2 separate regions of the Homo sapiens genome follow, and region 1 is linked to region 2. The links are chromatin loops, found by intact Hi-C in ENCODE. Cell type or tissue: endothelial cell of umbilical vein. All regions are shown on one strand. Links, peaks and the distances in the headings refer to the core of each region. The heading gives the core; the rest is flanking DNA.

What was found. A loop is a pair of places that touch in the nucleus more often than their neighbours do. Peaks named below come from ENCODE experiments on the same cell type or tissue, not always from the same donor. Only the 100,000 strongest peaks of a DNase experiment are listed, where the experiment ranks them.
Region 1: it touches region 2 in a loop (4-fold over the local background); 3 of 110 quality-filtered maps call a loop at or near these places.

What each region holds. Positions count from the first base shown.
Region 1 is chr6:150,665,584-150,670,965 of GRCh38, forward strand. The region is part of intron 2 of PLEKHG1 (pleckstrin homology and RhoGEF domain containing G1); the gene reads left to right. Among named protein-coding and RNA genes, the nearest start is that of PLEKHG1, 68 kb to the left of the region's middle. In endothelial cell of umbilical vein, for the core only: no CTCF peak of the experiment used is centred there; a DNase peak (open chromatin) is centred at 3,008; H3K27ac peaks cover 686 bases.
Region 2 is chr6:150,490,404-150,495,785 of GRCh38, forward strand. No RefSeq gene overlaps it. Among named protein-coding and RNA genes, the nearest start is that of PLEKHG1, 110 kb to the right of the region's middle. In endothelial cell of umbilical vein, for the core only: no CTCF peak of the experiment used is centred there; a DNase peak (open chromatin) is centred at 2,768; H3K27ac peaks cover 468 bases.

The DNA of each region.
Region 1 (5,382 bases), core at 197-5,196, 180 kb after region 2:
CGTACCACTGCACTCTAGCCTGGGCAACAGAGCAAGACTCCATCTCAAAAAATAAAAATAAAAATAAAAATAAAAATAAAAATATTAATATGAAGGCTGAGCAGGGGGACTTTTTTTTTTTCAGTTTCTTTACTGCATCAGCACAGGTTCTTGGGGAAATGCTCTGGTTTCTGTCAACTATAGAATCAGTGGTAAAATTCCCAGCTGCTTCTGGCATTTGTCCCTTTATTCCCTATGATTTGGCCAACCAGGGGAGTTGGTTGGGGTAGCATGGGAAGCCCACAGGAGCTCAGTCATAAGGGGAAGGCACAGTTAAGGCTAAAGGAATCCATAATGTATAAACTTGGCCTCACTGAGCCATCTGCCCATGATGGGGTGGGGCCTTGCCTCCATCTCTCCTGTGTAATGGTTATCCTGTAGGTGGTCTGATGTCCCCCTCATGTCTTTCCACGTTGGAAATGCTCTCGTTTAGACAACAATTTCCTGTTAAAAAACAAAAGCATAGCAACAGAAATATGTGGTTTCTTCTGAGTCCTTCCTCTACCCTGGCAGTACTCTGGATGAAAAGAGTCAAGTTCTATAAATATAATGCAGCTTCCTGGACAAAATGTATTAAAAGGGTCAGATGTTCCACTTTCTGCAATCCAATGGAGTTGTGGTTGTCTGAAGTCAACTGATGCATTCAGGTTGGAATGGCGCCCAGGGAAGAGAGTTTAGGAACAAGCATAAACTTGGCCTTCCTCTCATTACACTGAGTTCGCCACAGGATAACACTGTCTCCCACCCTCAAGGGTTTCCATGGTCTGACCAGCTGCAGCTCCTGTCACTTCCCCATCCCACACTCCCTCTGCTTCGGCTGTGTTGGTCCGTTCATTGCTAACTTGCGTCTGTTTGCCAGCTTGCTCCATCTTCTCTGCTTGGGGCAGGATCAGATAACCAATGAGCCCAGTGTCTCTACCACTCCCTTTGCTCACCTCTGCAGTACCTAGGTGTTCATTGCAGACACAGAAAAGACCTACTCCTAAGTATCTCATGTTATTGATGAGAAAATTGCAGTCTGGAGAGAGCTGGCAATACCATCAAACGTGCACAGCAAGTTCATGTCAGAGACTGAGCTGGAATCAAGATATCTTGCCTTCTAGCTTCATACAGTTGCCATCATACCAGCTGCATTGATAATTTTTTTTTTTTTTTTGAGATGGAGTCTCACTCTGTCGCCCAGGCTGGAGTGCAGTGGCGCAATCTCGGCTCACTGCAATCTCCGCCTCCCGGGTTCACACCATTCTCCTGCCTCAGCCTCCCAAGTAGCTGGGACTACAGGTGCCCACCACCACACCCGGCTAATTTTTTTATATTTTAGTATATGGAGTTTCACCGCGTTAGCCAGGATGGTCTCGATCTCCTGACCTCGTGATCCACCCAACTCGGCCTCCCAAAGTGCTGGGATTACAGGCGTGAGCCACTGCGCCCAGCCTGATAAGATTTTTAAATTTTCTCCAAAAGGGGGTGTGTGTGTGTTTGTGTGTGTGTGTACAATGCTTAGGGATGCCAAGCTATTTAAATCATATAGCATGAAAACTGGGCCTGTCTAAACATATATTAGGGTTGGGTCTGCATCACCTTTAGTTAGCTAACTACTAATATTTCAAGTTTTTAGCATCCCTAAAATGTTTGCTCACCAGTCTTTTTAAATATTATATTGCTGCGGACATAATTTTTTTAAAAAGAGTTTCTACATATGATTTTGTGAATACTTAGCCTTTGACTAAGGATTGACTCTGAAAAGGCTGTTTCTATTATCTGTTCAGCCAAGTCTTGTGTTTTCAACATATATGTACTAAACAGCATTATGTTGTCTTAATATGACACTAAAATGGGGTTCAAGGCAGAACATACTTCTGTTTGTTACAATTTAGGATCATAAGGTATCTTGGAAAATAGTAGTCTGAAGTACAGAATCCAAGGACAGCCTCCTGTGGTTTATTACTTTTATTTATAGCAGTCTACTTTTTCCTATTTGCAACAGATTTGGCTAAACAATGTTTTATTAATTCAAGCAGGAATATTTTCCTGCATTGAATTTGCATTAAAATTGCCTAGGAAATAATATTACCCGGTTTTCCTCACACACCCTCTATGCTGCTAGAGAACTTTTAGAAAAGCTGAATTCAGAAGTCTGCAAATAAATGAAACTGTGAAAAGTAGAGGTGACTCTCCTTTAGAACTACAAGGGATAGTGAATCCATCAGCAGTCACAAGTAAAAATACTGTCTTCTTGTGGTAGAGTGCTACTTATTCCTTTAAAAGCTTTTCCAGCCCATCAGCAGGTATTAAAATGTTCAAGGCCTCTTGTCTTTTTGTAAGATGTGTGTATAAAAAAGAATTCAGAGCAGAAGGTTTGAAGATTATCTTGTATACAAGGGCGGCTAAAATACGTGCAATAGGTCTTTCCAGGAATATGAAAGTGAAGATTGATGCCGAAAGTCTCATTGCTGTTTTTCTAAACTGGTTGCTGTTGGCTGTGAAAGCTTTCTTTGAATTAGTGAAGGTTTCATGTGCCCACACATAGCCTGAAGTGAGAAACTCACTGTTGCTTGTGCTTGCCAAAAGCAGACATAAAGCATTGGCTGCCCTACCTGTAACTTCTGCTAAAAACAGAACACAAAATTATCATGGGAGCCTTCAACAGCTAGAACACCATCTAAACAAAGTAAAAAGTGATTGGATTCTTTATGGCTCCCTCAAAGATTTTTCAACTCCCTGTAGTCCAGTTCCAAAAAAAGGAATGATGGTTTTCTTGGAGAGCCAACAGTTCCCTTTGTAAGTTTCTGGAATTTTTGTACATGATATTTTGAGTTCTTCTACAATAAAATTTAATGGTCCATTTGAGAAAGTGTACTCATATTAAATGTAGTGTCTATTATTGGGTAGTCTGAGACAATTCCTGAGTGCTCAACTCTCCTTTGATCTGTCGAAACATAGTGGTTGCCATGGAGTCTTGCTGGCCGATGACCAAGTAGGAGTTCCACATTCCACTCAGCTGGGCGCAGTGTTCCTAATCAGGCCGGACCTGAAACTCTAGCACAAAGGACTTTAAAACCGGAATGCTTTATGTGTAATCACTGAAAATAAGTTGATTATTTGTAGGGCAGAGTATGGTAAAGGTTAAAAATTTCATGTTTCACTTATTTAAATTTTGATTTGTTTCTGGAAAAATATTTTAGTCTTCTGATGATATGAAATGTAAAATTCTCTCTAGTCCCCCTGCTTTGTACAAAGTAATACAAAACAAGATTTGTCTTATTTGACCTTAAATATAAATAAAATGGCAGCTGAATTATTGTGAGCAATGTAGCTCAAGTATCTGGCCGTCATCTTTGCATTTTATTGCAGTGATGACTCCATGCCATTGTTAATCTGGATTTATTTTTAAACAGTTTAACTAGGGCCTTTTTTTGCAGGCTTTTCTTTGTTTCTCCCCTACTTAGTTCTGAGGAAAGCCTAAAATAAGATCCCTGTAAACACTGATGTTCATTTTTTAACTCAAACATTTGCACAGCCCCACTGTGGGTTCAGGAAAGACAAAAGGAGGCTCCTGACTTAGATCTAGCCCTCAAATAGAGAGGGGAGAAAGCCTTGAAGACACATCACTGTAGATAGCTGGGATGTGTTTTTGCTGTACAGAATGAGTAGGAGTGAGGAGAAAAGATGACTTTTGCCTGGATAGATGGGGGGTTGAAGAGGCTTCTGAGATGGTTTTTGATTGCCTACCGAGGTCATTCTCTGACCTAGTTTGATGTCTAACTCCCTTATAATTGCATCAGCTTGAACCCATAAGGCTTCAGTCTGTGGGGAGAATTAACCCTTTAGCTAATGGATAAAATAACGCGACGTTCTTTGGGGTTAAATTTTTGCCTAAATTACTTTTAATACCTTACTCGATGTCAAAGTTACTGGAACTGTGTATTTAGTCCTTTCGGCATCATCCTATGCTGTGTAAAGAATTATTCTTTTTTTTTTTTTTTTTTTGAGATGGGAGTTTTGCTCTTGTTGCCCAGGCTGGAGTGCAGTTGCGCGATCATGCCTCACTGCAACCTCCACCTCCCAGGTTCAAACGTTTCTCCTGCCTCAGCCTCCCGAGTAGCTGGGATTACAGGCGCCTGCCACCACGCCCAGCTAATTTTTTGTATTTTTAGTAGAGACAGGGTTTCACTATGTTGGCCAGACTGGTCTCGAACTCCTGACCTCAGGCGATCCACCCACCTCGGCCTCCCACAGTGCTGGGATTACAGGCGTGAGCCACCATGCCTGGCCAAGAATGATTTCTTAAACTTCAATCAGGTCCTTACCAAAAATGCTCTTCATGTGGACATTGCCATAACCCAGATTTTGATCCTAAAATGTATTTCTAATTTCCTTTTCAAACCATTCCTGGGATAACTAAGGGATTTTTGTGTTTAAAGAAAACAGTGGCTTTATTAATTTTTACCCTTGGTCCTCAATGAGATAATTGTTTATTTTTCTTCATAAGCCCCATGGATTTTGATAGAAGAAAAATATTGATTATACAGTATTTTCACATATGTTTATGTTTTCAAAGTAAATAAACAATGAGGAATCAATTTTCAAAAATCAGTAACATTGTGGGTTTTTTTCTAATAAAAAATCAACTTACACAGGTTTTTCTTTTCATAGCCTTCCACTGACCTTTATTTCATTGACTTTATAAGGAATATGTTCTATTTTGTTCATATTTGTTCATATTTTTAAAGCCATGTATAAGATAAACGTTGCGTTTGTAATAAAGAGTAAACCTAAGAACAAGGCACAGAGATGGAAGGCTAACCCAGAAGGACAACATCGAAGCCCTGAGCAGGGCAGCCACCTACGCTACACAGCCGCAGCATGCGCTACCAGTACCAGTCACAAATCTGAGCATGGGCGCCCCCTGGAGTTGTACCAACATGTCAGTCCTAGAACTAAGGGTAATAAAAAATGCTTTTGCATTCTTGTGCTCATTCAGCAAAACTTTGGAGTTCCCTATTTATCCTGGGAAGAGTGGGGAAACCCTGGGCCACATGAGCATACATAGATAGCTAAAGGGTCTGTTGGTTGTTGACCCCACATAGTCCATTTGGCTGAGGGAAATGACATAATGTTAACGCTTATGTTGCTTCTTTTTCTGTGTTATTTTATTATTGTTGTTGTTGTTATATGAGTAAGTTCTTTAGTGGTACCCATCACCCATGAATATACTGCACCATATTTATAGGCTTTTATCCCTTGCCCCCCCCTCCCATTCTTTCCCCCAAGTCTCCAAAGTCCATTGTATCATTCTTATGCCTTTGCGTCCTCATAGCTGAGTTCCCACATACCAGTGAG
Region 2 (5,382 bases), core at 130-5,129:
TGCACTTCCCCTACCACGCAAGCCTTGAGGAGGGGCTTCACTGGCCATTTGGAAGGCTTTCCATAAGTCGCTGGAGTTTGATGGGCATAAGAAATGCTATTTAATTCACACCTGAAAAGCCTCCTGTGTGACACCGCAGCTGAAGTGCAGAGGTGTGGCTGTTTCAGGTCCATATGTTCTAGGGCGACCCACCACCCTGGTTTGCCAGGACTGAAAGGTTTCCTGGGAAGTGAGACTTTCTGTGCTAAAACCAGGACGGTCCTGGAAAAACCAGCATAGTTGGTCACCGAGAGTGAGACAAAGGTACCTTTTTCCAAGGAGCAGGACATGAACTGTGGGGACATTGTCTAGCCATGAGTCATCTTTAAGGAGCTCCTATGCTAAAGGAGCACCTGGGAGGGGAGGGATCCCACAGAGGAGTGCACACAAAAATCCCAGGCCTGTGTGGGGCCACGGCAGCTGGCCGGAGAAGCACTGTCTGTGCAAGGAACTGCAGTCAGAGGTCCTTGGAGGGATCTTTTGGGAAACCCCAAAAGCTCCTCACTGAAGACGAGCTTGCACTTGCACATCTGCCAGAAGTCTCCGATGGCAGGTTACACCTGTACCAGCTAAGGATTGTGCCCTTTTTCTCCAGTTCCCTGTATGGACACTGGGATGTCCTGAGGCAGGATGAAGGGTTGGTGCCCTGCCGCTAGGACTGCCGCCTGCAGACAGCCCTCAGCTATCAGCTCCCAGAGGCCATGCTGCCTTCCTGGGGAGGCCAGCAGCCATTGGCCAACAGATGTGGGAGAACAAAGGCCTGGGCCCCTTGCCAAATGGGGACATCTCTGAAGGGTCATCCCAACTTCAAAACTCTCTGGGGTCAGCTGAGGCTCCATCGAGACTATATGGCAGCTCAGAGTTCCTTCCTCCCTTCCCCTCCCCAGGTGGTGTGGCCAGGTTTCAGTCCAGAGGCAGGCAGAGCAACTGGTCCAGAGTGAGTTCACTGGGGTCCAGAGGTTTTGGCTGACATCATGCTGAATTCAGCTCATTCAATGTACCACTTACAGTAGCTCCACGACTCTTTCACTATCCCCAAGATGGGTAAAATAGTGCAATATCCGCACCTTATTTTACAAAACCTTCAACGAGAAAAAAAAAGATTCAAACTCTTTGAGATAAAGGTAGTCAAATGTCTAACCACAAGTCAGGATGTGGGGATTTTATCTGAGTCACTTAACCCAGTTAGTCATTAACCCAGTTTGCCAAGCGAGCTTAAACTATCTCCTTAATAGAAATAATATGGACCCTGTGCTAGCCCTGGGCAAATGTGAATACTTGAGCTCTAACCTAGGCTTCTCCTGAACCTTTGAAGACCCCAAGACACATTTGGTCAGGGGACATAAGTGATGTTTGAAAAAGTCCTTCACATGTTTAGTTGAGGTCATGTCACTAATGGCTCCAGAACAGAGACCTCAGCCTGGTTTCTTCCTGGATGTGGAAGGTTGCAGCCCCCTGCCCCCTCCCCACGTTCTCAGCAGGTGTTCCTGCATTGCTCTATTTCAGGAGTTTAGGAAGCCTAAGAAATACGTGTGTATCCAGCTCTGTTTTCACAACAAGGGTCAAACCAAAAAACCACAGGTCAAAAGGAACCAGGAAAAGGAAAAAAAAAATACACTTTATCCATAAAATGTATTTTTAAACATCTGTTTTTCCTGTGCAGCTGTCTGGCCTGATTCCTCTCCATTGAAGAGCAAAATGTTTTGTTCTTTTTAAATGTATAATAATTAAAAATAAATTTTGAAAACTTACCTCAGGACCAGAATTTTTTTTTAGAATTGGAAAAGATCTCATAATTCATTTAATCCAACCCTTATTGTATGTAGGTGAAGAAATGACACCAGGAGGATGACTTGCTGGTTCGTGATGGGACTCACCTCTGCTAATGCAAGGGCTGACTGCCATAATCACCTCGTATGTGGACATTTATGACATCCCAAGACTCATAATTTCCCTTGAGAAGTTCCAAGTTTAGTAGATGGAAAAGATGTTGCCTGCTCCAGGTAATACTGGAGACATTAGGTGATGTGCCTCAAATTTCACAGCTAGTAACCTTACATCCCTGTTCAAAATTCAATGGTTCTTCTACATTAGAGATACAGCCTTTGGCCTGCCCCATCACTCTTCTCACCCCATCACTAGTCCCACCCTCTGCTGGCCCTACCCCTCTCTTGCCCCACCCTCTCTCTCGGGCCCCACCTTCTCACTGACCTGTCTTTTCATTGGCCCTGCCCTTCCAATGGCCCTACCCTCTTCCTGGCCCCACCTTATCACTGACCCGCCTTTTCATTGGACTTGCCCTCTCACTGGCCCCACCCTCTTGCTGGCCCCACCTTCTCACTGACCTGCCTTTTCATTGGCCCTGCCTTCTCACTGGCCCCACCTTCTTGCTGGCCCCTCAGGTCCTTCCATCCTCCCTCCTTGTGGTTGCATGGCTTCCCACATTCTGTGCCTCTGGTGGCACAGGGTTCCAGCACCATCATTAGCTGCGAGGGTGATCCCTGCAAGTCCCCTGAGATTCGAAATTTACCTTCCTCCTCTGTGAAATGAGAAGACTGGACTGGCGCCCTTCTAAGGATGTCTGCTGGAGGTCAGGTCTCTGGCTCGGGACAGACACAGATGTGAGAGAATCGCACCACTCTTGCTGGACTGGCACACCAGGCCCACATAGTGACTCAGCCATGCAGCCCTCGGCCCCACAGGTTTCTTGGCTCACTTCCCTGACTCTCCTTTACTCCCTTTGTCTAATAACGTGTCTGAAAGTAAACCAGTTTCCTGGGGAACATTGTTTTCCCATTATAAATTCCTTTACAGCAAGCACCAAGTGACTGGCTGTGCACTGGTTAAAGCTTAAGGGTATTTCCTGAAGGCTATATTCGGCCTGAGCAGATTTTTGTGTTTTTAATTGTTATTTTCCTAAGAGAAAAGGTCAATGGCTATATTGTTTAGAAAATAGATTCAAACTGGATACATAAATTTCAGTGGGAACGAGAAGGGTCCCAGGAAAGAGGAGTCCCTGACCATGAGCTGGGCATGTTAGGTCCACCGATTCATAAGGTCTCAGACCAGTTGCAATAGATGGTGCTATGGAAAGGCTTCATTTGGGATCAGGTTGGAGAAGGTGTGTGTGTAGAGGGGAGAGGGAATCTCCTCAAGTAAGCTACATGAGAAGGTGCCTAATACGGTATGGTTCTGTGTCCCCACCCAAATCTCATCTTGTAGCTCCCATAATTCCCATGTGTTGTGGGAGGGACCCAGTAGAAGATGATTCAATCATCTTCTTTCCCCTACTGTTCCCATGACAGTGAATGGGTCTCACGAGATCTGATGGTTTTAAAAATGGGAGATCCCCTGCACAAGCTCTCTTTTCACCTGCCACCATCCATGTAAGATGTGACTTGCTCCTCCTTGCCTTCCACCATGATTGTGAGGCCTCCCCAACCATGTAGAACTGTAAGTCCAATAAACCACTTTCTTTTGTAAATTGCCCAGTCTTGGGTATGTCTCTATCAGAAGCATGAAAACAGACTAATACAGTGCCTCAGAACTCCACGTGGCTGATCTCTGAGCTACTGTAGCCTCTGCCTCTCCTCATACCTATGGCCTCCTGGGTGTTCCCTATAACCTGTTAGGTGAGAGGACAGATAATTTAAAATGGACTTGAGGAGCAAAATGCCACATATCAAGTCTTGTTTTTAAGAAATTGTTACCAGCTGATGAAAATACACATGGAGTATCCACAATGCCTTTGGAACTGAACTGCTGTACTTATTCTTCCAGATTATTTCAGACAGTGAGGATGTTCTTTCTGAAATGTTCTTGTCTATTTCCAATGAGTAAAAATAGAAGAGGGGAGAAAAAGCCAGGGCCTGAGCCAGCTTGTGGGCCTTTCTAGGTCACTATTTTATTGGTAATCATTTTTTCATAACTGTGTATTTATTCCCTATGGGTGTGTCCTGGATTCCATGGCAAATATCCTTTGATGACCACAGCAGTGTCTTCCGATGAAGGTCCAGGGCTGCATCCCAAACACCCCCACCGACAGCTCAGCCAACAGGACGGATCACGACTGAAACAGATGTTCTTGCTCCCCCGGCCAAAAAGTTGGAGTCCCTCCCTGGAGATGAGACACTTCCCTTTGACACCAGAAGCACCTTCCTGATTTCATCAGATGAGATACTTGTTTGGGGAATGACCCCAATGTCTTGCCTTAAGCAAACAAATAAAATGTTTGAATTTAGTGAGGGCATGAACCCGATATGTAAAATGTAGAGTTAGGAAAATTATATTGTATAGAAAATAGCACATTATTTCCCTGGTGAGCCAGCAACCTCCCAAAATAATTGTGTAAAACAGAGGATAAAAAGAGCTCAGCAAGAAACCCTTATGTCCTCGAGAAGGCAACCAAATTGGAGAATGAGGTTTAGTATACGGTATTTCTCAACAAGAACTGTAAAACTGAATTAAAACCTGAAAGCAATGATAAAACTCTTACTAAAATATGTAGTCCATGCATTTCTTCTGTGTGATTCTTCCGTGCGATTCTTTAGAACTGAACTGAACACCTTTGGAACTGAAAGACTCTACTTACTCTTCCAGGTTATTTCAGACAATGAGGATGTTCTTTCAAAATTAACGTGCTTCTCAAAACTTAACAGGCACATGAGTCGCCTGGAGATCTTGTTAAAATGTAGGTTCTAATTCAGCAGGTCCTAGGTAAGGCCCCAGATTCTGCATGTCTAATAGGCTCCAAGGTTTACACTATTCTTAAAGCAGTGCAGTCATTTCCAAGTGCAGTCATTGGATCACTTGTATGAGAATCTCCTAAGTGATCTGTTGAAAAACACAGATTCCTGTGCTCCACCACAGACTTACAAAATCCAGTGTTTACAGTGATTGCCCAGGAATCTGTATTTAACACGCTTACCAATGATTCTTATTAAAGCTTGAGAACTGACACTGTCTATGGATAAATGGCTAATTTGGGATAACTAGGAAACTTGTAGGAGATGCCATGAGATTGTTGCACACCATGAAGAAGGTTTGGGCTGTGCTAAGTGGGTTCTTGTACTTTTACAGTAAGGAAAACTGCTAAGCAGTTAAGTGGCTGGGGCATAAATAGCAGGCGCTACCAAGTCAGGCAGTCCAGGTGACAGGGAAGGAGCTTACAGGAGCATTAATGATGATAGGATACTGTACTAATTTCTGTTGCTAAAAGAAACTATAATTTTCAGTATTGAGCAGATGTTCCTTACTTTAAAAAATAGTTATGATTTTGGAAAGTTGCAGAAAATTAAGTTTTTATTCTCTTATCTTCTCATTGACTTCCATTATAATTTTGGA